Linked DNA regions of Homo sapiens: all the other regions are linked to region 1. A link is a contact called in ENCODE Hi-C data. All regions are on one chromosome and are shown on one strand. The core of a region is the stretch at or near the end of the contact, and the rest is flanking DNA. Distances in the headings are between cores, read along the strand shown. Region 1 overlaps RYR1 (ryanodine receptor 1). Region 2 overlaps SIPA1L3 (signal induced proliferation associated 1 like 3). Region 3 overlaps SIPA1L3 (signal induced proliferation associated 1 like 3).

Region 1 (5,121 bases), core at 936-3,435:
GTAGGGCTGCATCAGGGCTATAAGGGCCTGCCAGAGCTCCCAGGGTGTGGGTGTAAGGGGAAAGCATGGCGTGTGAGCAGCCACAGTCAGGACACACTGACCCTGCTTCATGCCCAAGGGGTGTGCATCCTTGTGTGGGCCAGGTCCGCAAGAAGTGGCCAGGGGCGAGCCAGGGATGTGCAAGGGCGCAGCTGGACGAAATGTGTACAAAAGGGTGGGCGTGGGCTTGCCGGAGCAGGGCAGATATGCGAGGCACGCACAGCCCCCGTGGGGTCTGAGGGTGCAGGAAGTGAGCACCCGCATGCCCGAAGCCCCAGGAGGCGAGCTTGCACGCGCGCGGGTTCCCTGACCTGGGGCATCTCCCACTGGGCGCGGTTGGTCTCTGAGATCTCGAAGTAGATGCGCTCGATGCGGCGTGACGCGCCCATGATCTCGATGCGGCCCAGGTAGGGGCGGAAGTACTCAAGGATGCTCTCGGCCAGCTCCAGGAAGTTGTGCAGGCGAGGGTCATGCGGCACATGCTCCGACAGGTTGGTCAGCAGCACCGCCACGTTGAAGCCGATGTCGCGTGCTGGCTCCTGGAAGCGGTTGGCGAACTCTTCGCAGTTGATCATTTCGTTCTCATCCGCTTCGGAGCACGAAAGCAGGAACTGGATTTCTGGACCGCTGAACTGCTTCTGGCTGTCCATGGCCTGGGGGCGGGCAGGGAGGTCAGTGGGGTGACCTGGAGAGCCTCAATTCTCTCTCTTTTTTTTTTTTTTTTTAAGACAAGGTCTCGCTGTGTCGCCCAGGCTGGAGTGCAGTGGCGCAATCACAGCTCAACCCAGCCTCAAGACATCCCCTCTCGTCCCCATCCCCACCCCCGGGCTCAAGTACCCAGCATCCAGAGCAGCTGGGACTACAGGCACACACCGCTACACCTGGCTAATTTTAATTTTAATTTTTTTTTGTAGAGATAAGGTCTCCCTATGTTGCCAAGGCTGGTCTCAAACTCCTGGGCTCAAGGGATCCTCCCACCTCAGCTGAAACTTGCTTTTTTTTCTTTTTCTTTCTCTTTTTTTTTTTTTTTTTTTTTGAGACGGAGTTTCGCTCTTGTCGCCCAGGCTGGAGTGCAGTGGCATGATCTCAGCTCACTGCAACCTCCACCTCCCAGGGTCAAGTGATTCTCCTGCCTCAGCCTCCTGAGCAGCTGGGATTACAGGTGCCCGCCACCACACCTGGCTAATTTTTTGTATTTTTAGTGAGATAGGGTTTCATCATGTTGGCCAGGCTGGTCTCGAACTCCTGTCCTCAGGTGATCCACCCGCCTCGGCCTCCCAAAGTGCAGGGGTGACAGGTGTGTGCCACCGCGCCCAGCCATAACACTCTTTATCTGTTATCCTGCTAATGGAAATGTAGGTTGCTTCCAGATTTGTATTTTGTTTTTGTTTTTTTTTTCTGAGACAGGGTCTCACTCTTTCACCCAGGCTGGAGTGGTGCAGTGGCACGATCTCAGCTCATTGCAGCCTCCACCTCCCAGGGTCAAATGAGTCTCGTGCTTCAGCCTCCTGAGTAGCTAGGACTACAGGTGCATGCCACTGTGCCTGGTGAATTTTTGTATTTTTTTGTAGACGGGGTTTTGCCATGTTGCCCAGGCTTGTCCCAAACTCCTGAACTCAGGTGATTTGCCCTCCTCCGCCTCCCAAAGTGTTGGGATTACAAGCATAAATCACCAAGTTCACCCACAGATTTCTTTCAGACAACACTTTTCTTGAACATTCTTGTGCTGATTGCCCATGCATTTTTGCAAGAGGTTCTCTAGAGCAGCATAAAATGTTCTTGACCGCACTCACTCAACCATAAGAATACATTTTACAATGTGACTCAAAAAAAAAAAAAAAGGTTTCATGACATAATTCTGACCTTTGCTGTGTAGCACACTCTGCAGTGTTCTATTTTATTTCTAAAGATGCTGGTCACGAGTTACGCATTGCTAAATTAATTTCATTACCTCCAGACGGGTAGCAACATGCAGTGTGAGAAATGTTGCTCTGGGGTATGAACAGAAGCAAAATTTTCTGGCTCTCAAAAGTGCTTTGTAAAAACCCCAGAACTTTGCAAAATGCTTTCTAAATGAGTAACATGCTTTGCAAATCATGAAGGGCTCTAGAAACCACAGAGCATGGAGACATAATCACACCGGAACCCCTCACCTTCTGCCCTCACCTCGTCTGCTTGCCTACCCCTCTATCATGAGCAGTGTGACACTGTCTGTCTCAAAAATCCACCTCTGGCCAGGTGTGGTGGCTCATGCCTGTAATCCCAGGACTTTGGGAGGCCGAGGCGGGTGGATCACCTGAGGTCAGGAGTTCGAGACCAGCCTGGACAACATGGTGAAACCCCGTCTCTACTAAAAATACAAAAATTAGTTAGGCATGATGGTGCGTGCCTGTAATCCCAGCTACTTGAGAGGCTGAAGCAGGAGAATGGCTTGAACCTGGGAGGCGGATGTTGCAGTGAGCCAAGATTGTGCCATTGCACCTAGCCTGGGCAATAAGAGCGAGACCCTGTCTCAAAAAAAAAAAAAAAAAAAAAAAGAAGCCCACCTCTCCACAGGCGCCTGGGACACTATCACCTCCATTCACTCCTAGACTTTGCTCTTGTGATTTGCTGATCTCTCTGTGTCATCATTCATTGCCCATCCCTTTATTTATTTATTTACTTACTTACTTATTGAGACGGAGTCTTGCTCTGTCTTGCCCAGGCTAGAGTGCAGTGGCACGATCTTGGCTCACTGCAGCCTCCGCCTCCTGGGTTCAAGTGATTCTCCTGTCTCAGCCTCCTGAGTAGCTGGGACTACAGGCGTGTGCCACCACACTGGCTAATTCTGTATTTTTAGTAGAGACAGGGTTTCGCCATGTTGGCCAGGCTGGCCTTGAACTCCTGACCTCAGGTGATCTGCCTGCCTGGGCCTCCCAAAGTGCTAGGATTACAGGTGTGAGCCACCACACCTGGACTATTTTTTTAAAAAATTATTTTTATTTTTTGAGACAGAGTCTTGCTCTGTCACCCAGGCTGGAGTGCAGTGGCGTGATCTTGGCTCACTGAAACCTCTGCCTCCAGGGTTCAAGCGATTCTCCTGCCTCAGTCTTCTGAGTAGCTGAGATTACAGGCATGTGCTACCACGCCAAGCTAATTTTTGTATTTTTAGTAGAGATGGGGTTTCGCCATGTTGGCCAGGCTGGTCTTGAACTCCTGATCTCAAGTGATCTGCCCGCCTTGGCCTCCCAAAGTGTTAGGATTACAGGCATGAGCCAGGCCTTTTTATTTTTCATTTTTGTGGGTACATAGTAGTTGTATTTATTTATGGGGTAGATGAACTATTTTGATATAGGCATGCAATACGTACTCACATCAGGGTTAATGCGTTATCCATTCCCTCTGGCATTTATCCTTTCTTTGTGTTACAGTCTACTTATAGTCTTTTAGTTGTTTTACTTTATTATTAATTTTTTGAGACAAAGTCTGTCTCTACTACCTAGGCTGGAGTGTAATGGAGTGATCATGGCTTGCCATAGCCTCGACCTCCTGGGCTCAAGTGATCCTCCCGTCTTAGCCTTCCAAGTTGGGACCACAGGCATGCACCACCATACCCAGCTAATTTTTTAAACAGTTTTTTTGTAGAGACAAGGTCTCATTATGTTTTCTAGGCTGGTCTTGAACTCCTGGGCTCAAGCGATCCTCCCACCTCAGCCTCCCAAAGTATCGAGATTACAGGCATGAGTCATCGTGCCTGGCTAGTATTTTATTTTATTTTATATTTTATTGTATTATTTTATTTTATTTTTGAGAGAGTCTCACTCTGTTGCCCATGCTGGAGTGCAGTGGTGCAATCTCGGCTCACTGCAACCTCCGCCTCCCGGGTTCAAGCGATTCTCCTGCCTCAGCCTCCCGAGTAGCTGGGAATACAGGCATGCACCACCATGCCTAGCTAATTTTTGTATTTTTATTTCTTTTTTTTGAGACAGAATTTCGCTCTTGTCACCCAGGCTGGAGTGCAATGACGCGATCTTGGCTCACAGCAACCTCCCCCTCCTGGGTTCAAGTGATTCTCTTGCCTCAGCCTCCCAAGTAGCTGGGACTTCAGGCATAGGCCACCATGCCTAGCTAATTTTTGTATTTTTTGTAGGGACAGGGTTTGGTTTCGCCATGTTGCCCAGGCTGCTCTCTGTCCCTCTTGTTCCCATTTTTCAGCCTTTCCATTTACTGTCCCCTTTGCCTGGGACACCACAGCCTCGCTGAGTCATATGGTATCTTTCAACTCTCAGCTTCGCTGTCCCCTCCTGCAGAAGGCCTTCCGCCACCAGCCGGTTTACAGGGCTTACCACACCCTGCTCACTCCCACACCCTTCAGACCACAGATTATAACCTGCAATTACTTCGTGTATTTCGTTATTTGCATCTGCCCCTTCCCACTGGACTATCAGCCCCCACAGTGGGCTCTCTGTTTTGTTCACTGCTGTACCTTCAGGACCAGGGCAGTGCCTGACACACAGTAGGTACTCATACTCATTTGTCAAGTGAAGGAAGCATCATGAAAACTAAGAGGCTGGGCGCCGTGGCTCATGCCTATAATCCCAGCACTTTGGGAGGCTGAGGCAGGAGAATCGCTTGAACCTGGGAGGCGGAGGTTGCAGTGAGCCGAGAGCATGCCACTGCACTCCAGCCTGGGTGACAGAATGAGACTCTGTCACAAAAAAAAAAAAAAAAAAAAGAAATGAGACTATCGCCATTTTGCAATCTCTAATGAATGAATATGTCTGAGTGTTGAGCAGAAACAGCTGCTGGCATCTGGAAAGGAGGTGCCTCCTGGTGGAGGTATACAGTAGCCCCACATAGGAAGGTTCTGGCTAAAAAACTCCTTACACCCAAATCTGAATCTGCTCGAACTTTGGCTGAGTCCCACTTTGGAGGAAACCCAGGGGACACAGGAACACATGAAATGACACCACAAGGACGCATTGGTCAGGTCCAGACTATGGGAAGCTCTACAACTAGGACAGCACTATCCACTGATAGACTTAGTGTGAAAAAAGAATGAAAAATGTCGAGCTAATCATTTTTTAGATTGATTATGGCCAG
Region 2 (5,121 bases), core at 1,624-4,123, 630 kb after region 1:
AGCTGAAGGAAAAGAAATTAAGAAAGGCTCTTACCATCCTTCTTTTCATCCACACACACAAATGTAAACAATGTCTATTCTGAGTCAGGCACTGGGACACAGTAGTAAACAAAAACCACATAAATCCTGCCCACAGGGAGCTTATAGTCCCCTGTGAATGAACTGGCACAGAATATTCAAAGATTAGCTGATACATATTGTATGAGTGCTGCTTTGGGTCGGGTGCTGTTGGGGGTTGGGGGGGAGGGGTGTCTAAGCATGTCACGTGCTTTGATGCATTCGAATCCTCCCAACAACCTAGGAGGACAGTACCATTACCAGCTCCACCTTACAGATACGGAAACTAAGACATGCAAGGCTAAGTGGCTTGCCCAAAGTAAAACAGGGAGCCCAAGATGGATCAAGAACTTGCACTCAGCAGTCTGGCTCAGAGCCCACACTGCATTCCTCAGCCCTTTGCAATCTCAAAGGGCAATGGCTTTACAGTGTGGCCACGAGCAGTAGCAACAGGTATCCTCAGGAAATTTCAGTCTGCAAAAGGGATGGTCACTCTTCATAGATTTTTTTTGGTAAGGGGGTGCAGGATTATAAAATATTTATTATAAGTCACATTTATGCTGGGCACGGTGGCTCACACCTGTAATCTCAGCACTTTGGGAGGCTGAAGTGGGAGGATCGCTTGAGCCCCAGGAGTTCGAGACCAGCCTGGGCAACAAAGTGAGACCTCGTCTCTATGAATGATTAAAAAATTAGCCAGGCATGGGCTGGGCACGGTGGCTCACGCCTGTAATCCCAGCACTTTGGGAGGCCAAGGTGGGAGGATCATGAGGTCAGGAGATCGAGACTAACACAGTGAAACCCCGTCTCTACTAAAAATACAAAATAGCCGGGTGTGGTGGCGGGCGCCCGTAGTCCCAGCTACTCGGGAGGCTGAGGCAGGAGAATCGCTTGAACCAGGGAGTCAGAGGTTGCAGTGAGCCGAGATCGCGCCACTGCACTCCAGCCTGGGAAACAGAGTGAGACTCCAACTAAAAAAAAAAAAAAAAAATTTGCCAGGCACGGTGGCATGCACCTGTGGTCCCAGCCACATGGGAGGTTGAGGCGGGAGGATTGCTTGAGCCCAGGAGATCAAGGCTGCAGTGAGCCATGATTACACCACTGCACTCTAGCCTGGGTGACAGAACAAGACTGTCTCTAAAAACAACAAACACATACATACATACATAGATACAGACATACATACATAAAAAGTCACATTTAATATGTTAATAGCAGAGGCCACGTTCTTAAGTACTTACCATGCGCTGGCCCCTGGGGGTAAGCACTTGACTGGCATCCTCTCCTTTCATCCAAGAACAGCCCTCAGAGGGGGAAACAGCCTTTGCAAGGAAGGGTAGGAGGAGGGGGGAGGGAGTCAGGAGCAGAGAGATGGGTGAGACCCAGGTGTTTCTGGGCAGAGTGAGTGAGTGCTCTCAAAGACCTCGCACTCTAACCTTCAGACTGCTGCCTCATCACCCAACTCAAGTTTCCCTGAATTGCCAGACAGAATACTTGGTATTCCAACAAGATTCAGAGTTCTTGTGGTACTGGGACTTTGTGCACAGTTTCAAAGGTGGGCATGATTAGAGAACAAAAAGCTAAGTCCTGATTCAGGTAATTACAAAACAAAGCTGGTAAGCACGATGACAAAAATGCATGGGCATTATGCTTTCCCTGTGTTCCACTTATTTCTGCAGCAAAACCAATTGTCTGCCTACCCAATATCCCTCCCCCTTTCCCAGTCCTTTCCTAAATGGTACTCTGATTTCATTCCTGTAGCCACTCTCCTCCCTGTGCTACCTACTTCAGGTAAGGCTGGCCCCGGCTCCAGCCCCAGCCCCAGCCCCAGCCCCAGAGGGTCAATCCTAATTGGCCCTTGGCTGGTTTCTCTGGGCAGGGTCACATATCACCATGCTGGCCAATGAGATATGAGGGAAATCTGGGAGGCAGGGAATCAATGAAAGGTTTCCTCACTCTTAAAGAGATACACAGCAAGTGAGAGATGCCCTCTTTCTGCTGCTGGATGTGGCACTGTCAGTGTGTGCCAACTGGAGCCTTGGCAGTCATCTTGTGGCCATGCAGGGAGCCTAGGGACACAGGAGACACACCATGGATGGCAGAGTGGCTTGAAGGAGAGGGATGGGGTCCCTGCAGGCATTGTGGAACTGCTTAGTCAACTCCTGTGCTGCTGTGCTGCCTACCTACAGGCTTCTTTGTTATATGAGATCATAAATCTCGTTATTTCAGGCCAATTTCATTTGGGCTTCCTATTACAGTAGCTCATGGTTCTCAAAACGTGCTTCCTGGACCAGGGGCACCAGTGTCACCACAAAATGCAAATTCTCAAGCTAGACTTACAGAATCAGGAACTTACAGAATCAGATGGGGCCCAGCAATCTGTGTTTTACCTAGCCCTCTGGGGATTCTGATCCTTGCTAGGGTTTTTTGTTTTTTTTGAGACGGAGTCTCACTCATTCTGTTGCGCAGGCTGGAGTGCAGTGGCATGATCTTGGCTCACTGCAACCTCTCAGAGCCTCCCAGGTTCAAGCAATTCTCCTGCCTCAGCCTCTCGAATAGCTGGGACCACAGGTATGTGCCACCACACCCGGCTAATTTTTGCATTTTTAGTAGAGATGGGGTTTTACCATGTTGCCCAGGCTGGCCTCGAACTCCTGGCCTCAAATGATCCACCTGCCTCGGCCTCCCAGAGTGCTGGGATTACAGATGTGAGCCACCACACCTGGTCTTGCTCGGGTTTGAAAACCACTGCAGTAGCACACAGAGCTTTAGAGTTAAGATACAGCTCTGGAGTCAGACTGCCTGAATCCAAATCACGTCACCATGCTGATACACTGTTGGTGGGAATGTAAATTAGCTCAGCCACTGGGGAAAGCAGTTTGAAGATTCCTCAAAGAACTAAAAATAGAATTACCGTTCGACCCAGCAATCCCATTTCTGGGTATCTACCCAAAGGAAAAGGAACCATTCTACCAAACGACACCTGCACTCCTACGTTCATCGCAGCACTCTTCACGATAGCATGTGAATCAACCCACAAAGCCAGGGAATCAACCCGGATGCCCATCAACAGCGGACTGGACAAAGATAATGTGGTACATATATACCATGGAATACTACACAGCCATTAAACAAGAATGAAATCATGTCTATTGCAGCAACATGGATGTAGCTGGAGGCCATTATCCTAAGTGAATGAATGCACAAACAGAAAACCAAATATCCAATGTTCTTACTTCTAAGTGGGATGCTAAACATTGCGTACACGTACACACACACACACACACACCCCATGTTCTTACAAGTGAGAGCTAAACATTGCATACACACACACACACACACACACACACACACACACACACCCCATGTTCTTATTCTAAGTGGGAGCTAAACATTGCATATACACACACACCCCATGTTCTTACTTCTAAGTGGGAGCTAAACATTGGGTACGTACACACACACACACACACACACACACACACACACACACACGAACAACAGACACTGAGAATTCCAAAAACCAAGAAGGAATGGGGCAAGGGTTGAAAATCTACCTACTGGGGGCTAGGCGCAGTGGCTCACGCCTGTAATCCCAGCACTTTGGGAGACCAAGGTGGGTGGATCACCTGAGGTCAGGAGTTCAAGACCAGCCTGTCCAACAAGGCAAAATCCAATCTCTACTAAAAAATACAAAAAAGTTTAGCCGGGCATGGTTGGTGGAGGCACCTGTAATCCCAGCTACTCGGGAGGCTGAGGTAGGGAGAATTGCTTAAACCCGGGAGGCGGAGGTTGCACTGAGCTGAAATTGCGCCACTACACTCCACCCTGGGTGACAGAGCGAGACTCCATCTCAAAAAAAAAAAAAAAAGGAAAAGAAAATCTACCTATTGGGTACTCTGTTCACTATTTGAGTGACAGGATCTGTACCCCAAACCTCAGCATCACACAATATACTCATGTAACAAACCTTCACATGTACCCTCTGAATCTAAAAAAAAAAAAATCATGCCACCACCTTTTTTTAGCTGCCTGACCTTGAACAAGTTATTCAAATTTAGTTACCTCATCTGCAAAGGGAGAATAATATCTTCCAGGGTTGTCGGGAGGCTTAAAGGAGTGGCTTCATGTGAAGGGCCCGGCACAGTGTCTTGCATGCAGCAGACGCTACATACATTGCCTACTTGCTGCTGCAGTTGTTGCTGCTGATGCTGTTACTACTGTTTGCAGCCAAAGGCTTACCAACTGACACAACTTCCCGACTGAGCTCTTCCAAAGTTGGCGCCATATCTCCTTTAAGGTTATTTCACCCCCACCCGCTCCCACAGGACCGAGGCCAGTGCCCTGGTTCCACAACGACTTGCAAGTCTCCCATCGCTACAGGGAGGTGCACGGCTCCTCAGGCCCCCTCCCCAAGCCTGAGCCACCTGGTCCCCGCAGAGATTCCCACAGACACCTCAAGCTGGGTGCTCTGCCAGCTACTCTGATGGGTGACTGATGCAGAATGCCCACGGGTTCCAGAGAGCACCCCCACCATGTGAGTCACACCAAACACCCAGCAAGAGTCCGCGGGTGCCCCTCCCTCTGGGAGCTGTGATTTCAAAACTGGTGGCACCAAGACGCAGAAAGCCAAAGTGACGAACATCAGAAGCCAGGTGAGGTCCCCGTGGAAAAGGGGCAGCCTCTTGCTGGGCTTAATAGCAAGCCCTGGTTTGAGGCCACAAGTAGGGCAGGGGTTTTCACGCCCTGGTGTTACAGGCACTGTTGGGCCTGTCACTGAAAGAGGATGGTGAGATGCAGGAGGAATCGGGGGAGGACTACCAACCCTCACAGCAAGAAAGGATTGGCCAAATTCCTCATGTTCCTGAAAGGAAGCTGTTAGGCTGAACCTCATAAAATTGCCAATATTCAACCATTCTTGACCCACGAAAGCACAATGTCAGGCAGTCCAACCTAATACAAGACAGGAAACTCACTCAGATAATGTAGTGTCAAGGAACTGGTCACCATCAGGAAACTGGAATTGTGGTGGTCTCTTGGGAAGGGAACTGGGTGCCCTATTTT
Region 3 (5,121 bases), core at 1,098-3,597, 600 kb after region 1:
CTTGGGAGGCTGAGGCAGGAGAATCACTTGAACCTGGGAGGCAGAGGTTGCAGTGAGCTGAGATCGGGCCATTGCACTCCAGCCTGGATGACAGAGTGAGACTCTGTCTCAAAACAAACAAACAAACAAACAAAAAGAAAGACAGAAATTACTATTAAATGCTTTAGCTGTGATAATTATATCACCGTTGTGTTTCTAAAGAGAAATTTTCTCCTTTTATCTTATTTTTTTGAGACAGGATCTTGCTCTACCACCCAGGCTGGAGTACAGTGTCATGAACATGGCTCACTGCAGTCTTGACCTCCCGGGCTCAAGCAACCCTCCTGCCTTAGCCTCAGACCACAGGCATGCACCACCATGCCTAATTTTTAAAAAAATTTTCTGTAGAGATGGGGTCTTGCCATGTTACCCAGGCTAGTCTCAAACTCCATCCTGTCTCCACCTCCCAAAGTGTTGAGATTACAGGTATGAACTACTGCATTCAGCCTCTTCTCCCTTTAGAACTATTTACTGAAATATTTATGGGTGAAGGGAAATATGATATATGGTACTTGCCTCAAAACAATGGGCTGAGGAGTGGGCAAAGTCAGAATATAAACAAAATAAGCTTGGTCACACCTGGATAATATAAACTCCACTTCTTATATGTTTGCAATTGTTCATACTAAAAAGTAAAATTAAAAAACAAAAACCAAACCCAACAACTCAAAAAGCTTCCAAATTGACTGAAATATGTAGCTAGAGCTACATATTTAAAGTTTGGAAATTTGGAAAGACTTCTGGGTATGTCTTAAATTAAAGAGAAAATCAAAAGTCAAAGCTGCTAACCAGACTTCTGGAATGGGGAAGTGGAGAGGAGCTCAGAAAAGTATTTCCCACCAAAATCAACAATGAAAGTAGACAGAATTGCCAAACACAACCATTTGAGGATTCTAGAAATCAACCAAAGGCATATAACTACCCAAGAAGCAGTTACTCAAAAACTCAATAAATAAACGCTGAACTTCAAGTAAGAACAGTGGGAACATGTGGCGTTTAATTTGGGGTTCCTCCCATCACACGCACCAGCTCCATCAGTTTGACCAAGGCAGAGCAAGCCATGAAAACTTTGTGGCTGGACTGGGGCCTAGTGCCAAACAAATGGGGAAGACCAACATCACAGCTAGACTGTGGTTACGATCTGGCTGGAGCCAGCAGCAGGCCTGTAGACCAGCCAGAAATTTAGCAGGAAGATCCAGGGAATGAGATAGCCACACAAGGCCTTGGTAAGGTCCCATGCAGCCCTGCTGGTCTGGAACAATGTGCATATATACAAGGTTGCACACAAGCTCCAGAGAGACTAGAGGGGGCCCTTGCTGTCCACACATCCCTGGCCCAACATGAGGCCTTGAGAGTGTGCAAGGGAGACACCAGATGGCCAGGCAGAAAGTAATGGCTGGGGCCGACTCAGGAACTGCTTGGAAAAAAAAAAGGAAGAAACTGAACTTTGAAAATATTCCCCAACCCACAGACACAGATCCATTGGCAAAGGATGGAAGCTTTATTGGCTCAAGGTGTTTCAGCACAACCTTTAATCTGACCACTAAACCATGCTGAACCAAAGGCAACCCCTAGTAAGTTATGCTTAAAATTAAAACAATTTTTTTAAAAGAGAAAAGAGTCTATACCACAAGGGGACAAACTCCAAAGAATTAGCCCAGGATACTCAGTAAACAAAACAAAAGGAGAAAAATGGCAACGGCAACCATGGCCTGGAAGGTAGAAATCAGAATCCACAGCTGCTACAGTGTATGATCTAAAATGTTCAGTGTTCAACAACAAAACAAACTGAGGCTGGGTGAGGTGGCTCACGCTTGTAATCCCAACACTCTGGAAAGCCAAGGCAGGAGGATCGCTTGAGCCCAGGAGTCTGAGACCAGCCTGGACAAGATAGGAAGACCCCATCCCTACACGTATGCATGTGTGTGCACACCCTCGCCAAACACACAAAGCTGGGCATGGTGTTGCATGCCTATAGTCCCAGCAACTCAGGAGGCTGAGGCAAGAGAATCATTTGAGCCCAGGAAGTCAAGGCTGAGAAGAGCCATGATCCTGCCACTGCACTCTGGCCTGGGCAACAGAGTGGAACCCTATCTCAAAAAAAAAAAAAAAAAAAAAAAGGCCGGCTGCAGTGGCTCATGGCCAAGCACGGTGGCTCACACCTGTAACCCCAGCACTTTCAGAGGCCGAGGCGGGCAGATCACCTGAGGTCAGGAGTTTGAGACCAGCCTGGCCAACATGGGGAAACCCCATCTCTAGTAAAAATACAAAAATCAGCCAGGCGTGGTGGCGCAGGCCTGCAATCCCAGCTACTCGGGAGGCTGAGGCAGGAGAATTGCTTGAACTCCGGAGGCGGAGGTTGCAGTGAGCCAAAATCGTGCCACTGCACTCCAGCCTGGGCAACAGAGTTAGACTCTGTCTCAAAAAAAAAAAAAAAGAATGAAAGAAAAATTGTGAGACACACAAACAGTAAAATGTGACCCATACTCAGGAAATGAATCAGTTAATAGAAATTGCCTTCTAGACGGCTTACAAGTTACATTTCAAACAGCTATTATAAGTATGTTCAAAGATAAATAAAATAACATTTAAAGAATTAAAGGAAAGTAGAAATAATAAATAGAAATTAGAAAAAAAGCAATGGAAATTCTGATAACTGAAATAAAAAATTCACTAGAGGGGCTCAACGGCAGATTTGAAAAGAACCAGTGGGCTTAAAGATAGATCAAAAAAAGTATATAATCTGTACAGAATTTAAATAATCTGTAAGAAAGATTGAATACGAATAAACAGGCCTTCAGAGACATGAGGGACATCATCAAAGGCATCAAGACAGACATAATGGGAGTCCTATGAGAGGAGAGAGAAAGTGCCAGAAAAAAAAATCTGAACAAGTAATAGCCCAAAACATCCCAAATCTGATGGAACACATTAGTTTACACATCCAAGAAGGCCAAGAAACTCCATATACAATAAATAGAAAGAGAGCCACACTGGACACAACGTAGTCAAATTGGTTTTCGTGTTGTTTTGTTTTTAAACATAGTCAAATTGTTGAAAGACAAAGACAAGGAGAAAAGCTTCAAAGTAGGAAAAGAAAAAGTCTACACACAGGGAGCATCAGTACAAATGACAGCTCATTTCCCACCACAAACAATGGAGGCCAGAAGACATCAGGATAGCATTTTCAAAATGCTGAAGAAAAAAAAACTGTCAAATAAGAATTCTATAGCCAGCAAAACTATCCTTCAAAAATCAAGGTGGAGAAGGGCACAGTAACTCATGCCTGTAATCCCAGCACTTTGAGAAGCCCAGGTACGAAGATAACTTGAGGCCAGGAGTTTGAGACCAGCCTGGGCAACACAGCGAGATCCCCATCACTAAAGAAAAATTTTAAATTAAAAAAAAAAAAAAGGGTTGGGCACGGTGGCTCACACCTGTAATTCCAGCACTCTGGAAAGCCAAGGCGGGTGGATCACTTGAGGCCAGGAGTTCAAGATCACCCTGGCCAAGATGGTGAAACCCCATCTCTACTAAAAATACAAAAATTAGCCAAGTGTGGTGGCGGGTGCCTGTAAGCCCAGCTACTCAGGAGGATGAGGCGGGAGGATCCCTTCAACCCAGGAGGTGGAGGCTGCAGTGAGCCAAGGTCACACCACTGCACTCCAGCCTGGGTGACAGAGCAAGACTCTGTCTCAAAACAAAAAAAAATATATTTTTTTTTAAAATTGGCTGGGTGCAGTTGCTCATGCCTGTAATCCCAGTACTTTGGGAGGTCAAGGTGGGAGGATTGCTAGGGTCCAGGAGTTCAAGACCGGCCTGAGCAACATGGCAAAACCTCATCTCTACAAAAAATTTAAAAATTAGCTGAGTGTGAGGCTGGGCGCAGTGGCTCACGCCTGTAATCCCAGCACTTTGGGAGGCCAAGGCAGGCGGATTGCAAGGTCAGGAGATCGAGACCATCCTGGCTAACAAGGTGAAACCCCGTCTCTACTAAAAATAAAAAAAAAAAATTAGCCAGGCGTGGTGGTGGGCACCTGTAGTCCCAGCTACTCGGGAGGCTGAGGCAGGAGAATGGCGTGAACCCAGCAGGCGGAGCTTGCAGTGAGCCAAGATCATGCCACTGCACTCCAGCCTGGGCAACAGAGCCAGACTCTGTCTCAAAAAAAAAAAAAAAAAATTAGCTGAGTGTGGTGGCGCGCACCTATAGTCCCAGCTACTCAGAAGGCTGAGGTGGAGGATCGCTTGAACACAGTAGGTTGAGGCTGCAGTTCAGTGCACTCCAGCCTGTGCTACAGAGCAAGACCCTGCACCAAAATCAATCAATCAAGGCAAAATAAAGGCATTCCCAGACAAAGACTGAGAGAATTCACTGCTAGAAGATTTGATCTGTAAGAAATATTACATAAATCCTTTAGGCTGAAAGGAAAAGAGGCCATATAACTCCAATTTACAATAAGAAAGAAAAAACATGAGAAAAGGTAAATACATGGGCAAATATAAAAGATGGCATAAATACATTTTTTCTTTTCTTCTCGACTGATTTAAAAGATGTAAGATTTCATAAAATAATTATAAAACCATACTGTGGGGCTTGTAACATGTGACAATAATAACACAAAAGAGGGAAAAGAAAATGAAACTATATTAGAGCAAAATTTCTATATTTAACTAGAACTAAGTTTTAATATTAATCTGAAGTAGGCTGTGATAAATTTAGACGCATGCTGTGATCCCTAGAGACCCAATTAAAAAAAAAAAAAAAAGAAAGTTTTTTAAAACCCAACAAAATAAAAATGAAACACTAGAAAATATCTGCTTATCAGAAAGACGGCAATAAAGGGAGAATAAAAGGAGGAAAAAAGATGTGAGGCATACAGAAAACAGCAAAAATGACAGATGTTAATCCAAACACACCAACAATCACATCAAACGTCAATGAATGAAATTTACCCTTTAAAAGTGTGTAATTCACCATCACCACAACCTGAGCTTAGAAAATTTTTATCATCTCCAAAATAAACTCTGTACTCCTAGCAATCACTTTCCATTTCCTGTTCACAGCATCCCCAGCCCTCAGCA

Evidence for each region. A loop is a pair of places that touch in the nucleus more often than their neighbours do. Pooled maps may share reads with other maps.
Region 2: a pooled map shows a loop between it and region 1 (12-fold over the local background). The contact joins two enhancer-like sites. A Hi-C loop is called at or near these places in 3 of 37 single-sample maps with no recorded cell type and 3 of 50 pooled maps.
Region 3: a loop to region 1 is called in a map with no recorded cell type, with 5 times the contacts of the local background. The contact joins two enhancer-like sites. A Hi-C loop is called at or near these places in 7 of 37 single-sample maps with no recorded cell type and 4 of 50 pooled maps.

What each region holds. Positions count from the first base shown.
Region 1 is chr19:38,556,684-38,561,804 of GRCh38, reverse strand. RYR1 (ryanodine receptor 1) reads right to left here. Exons shown (of 106, transcript NM_000540.3): 90 at 351-692. Among named protein-coding and RNA genes, the nearest start is that of MAP4K1-AS1, 37 kb to the left of the region's middle. RefSeq lists an enhancer at 4,324-4,513. Within about 2 kb of position 2,185, at least 3 of the 41 ENCODE cell types and tissues checked have a DNase peak (open chromatin) inside an H3K27ac peak, as active enhancers do.
Region 2 is chr19:37,925,953-37,931,073 of GRCh38, reverse strand. All of the region lies in intron 1 of SIPA1L3 (signal induced proliferation associated 1 like 3), which reads right to left. Among named protein-coding and RNA genes, the nearest start is that of SIPA1L3, 21 kb to the right of the region's middle. RefSeq lists a silencer at 4,791-4,860. Within about 2 kb of position 2,873, at least 5 of the 41 ENCODE cell types and tissues checked have a DNase peak (open chromatin) inside an H3K27ac peak, as active enhancers do.
Region 3 is chr19:37,959,502-37,964,622 of GRCh38, reverse strand. The region is part of intron 1 of SIPA1L3 (signal induced proliferation associated 1 like 3); the gene reads right to left. Among named protein-coding and RNA genes, the nearest start is that of SIPA1L3, 55 kb to the right of the region's middle. RefSeq lists an enhancer at 1,145-1,645 and a silencer at 2,119-2,368. Within about 2 kb of position 2,347, at least 5 of the 41 ENCODE cell types and tissues checked have a DNase peak (open chromatin) inside an H3K27ac peak, as active enhancers do.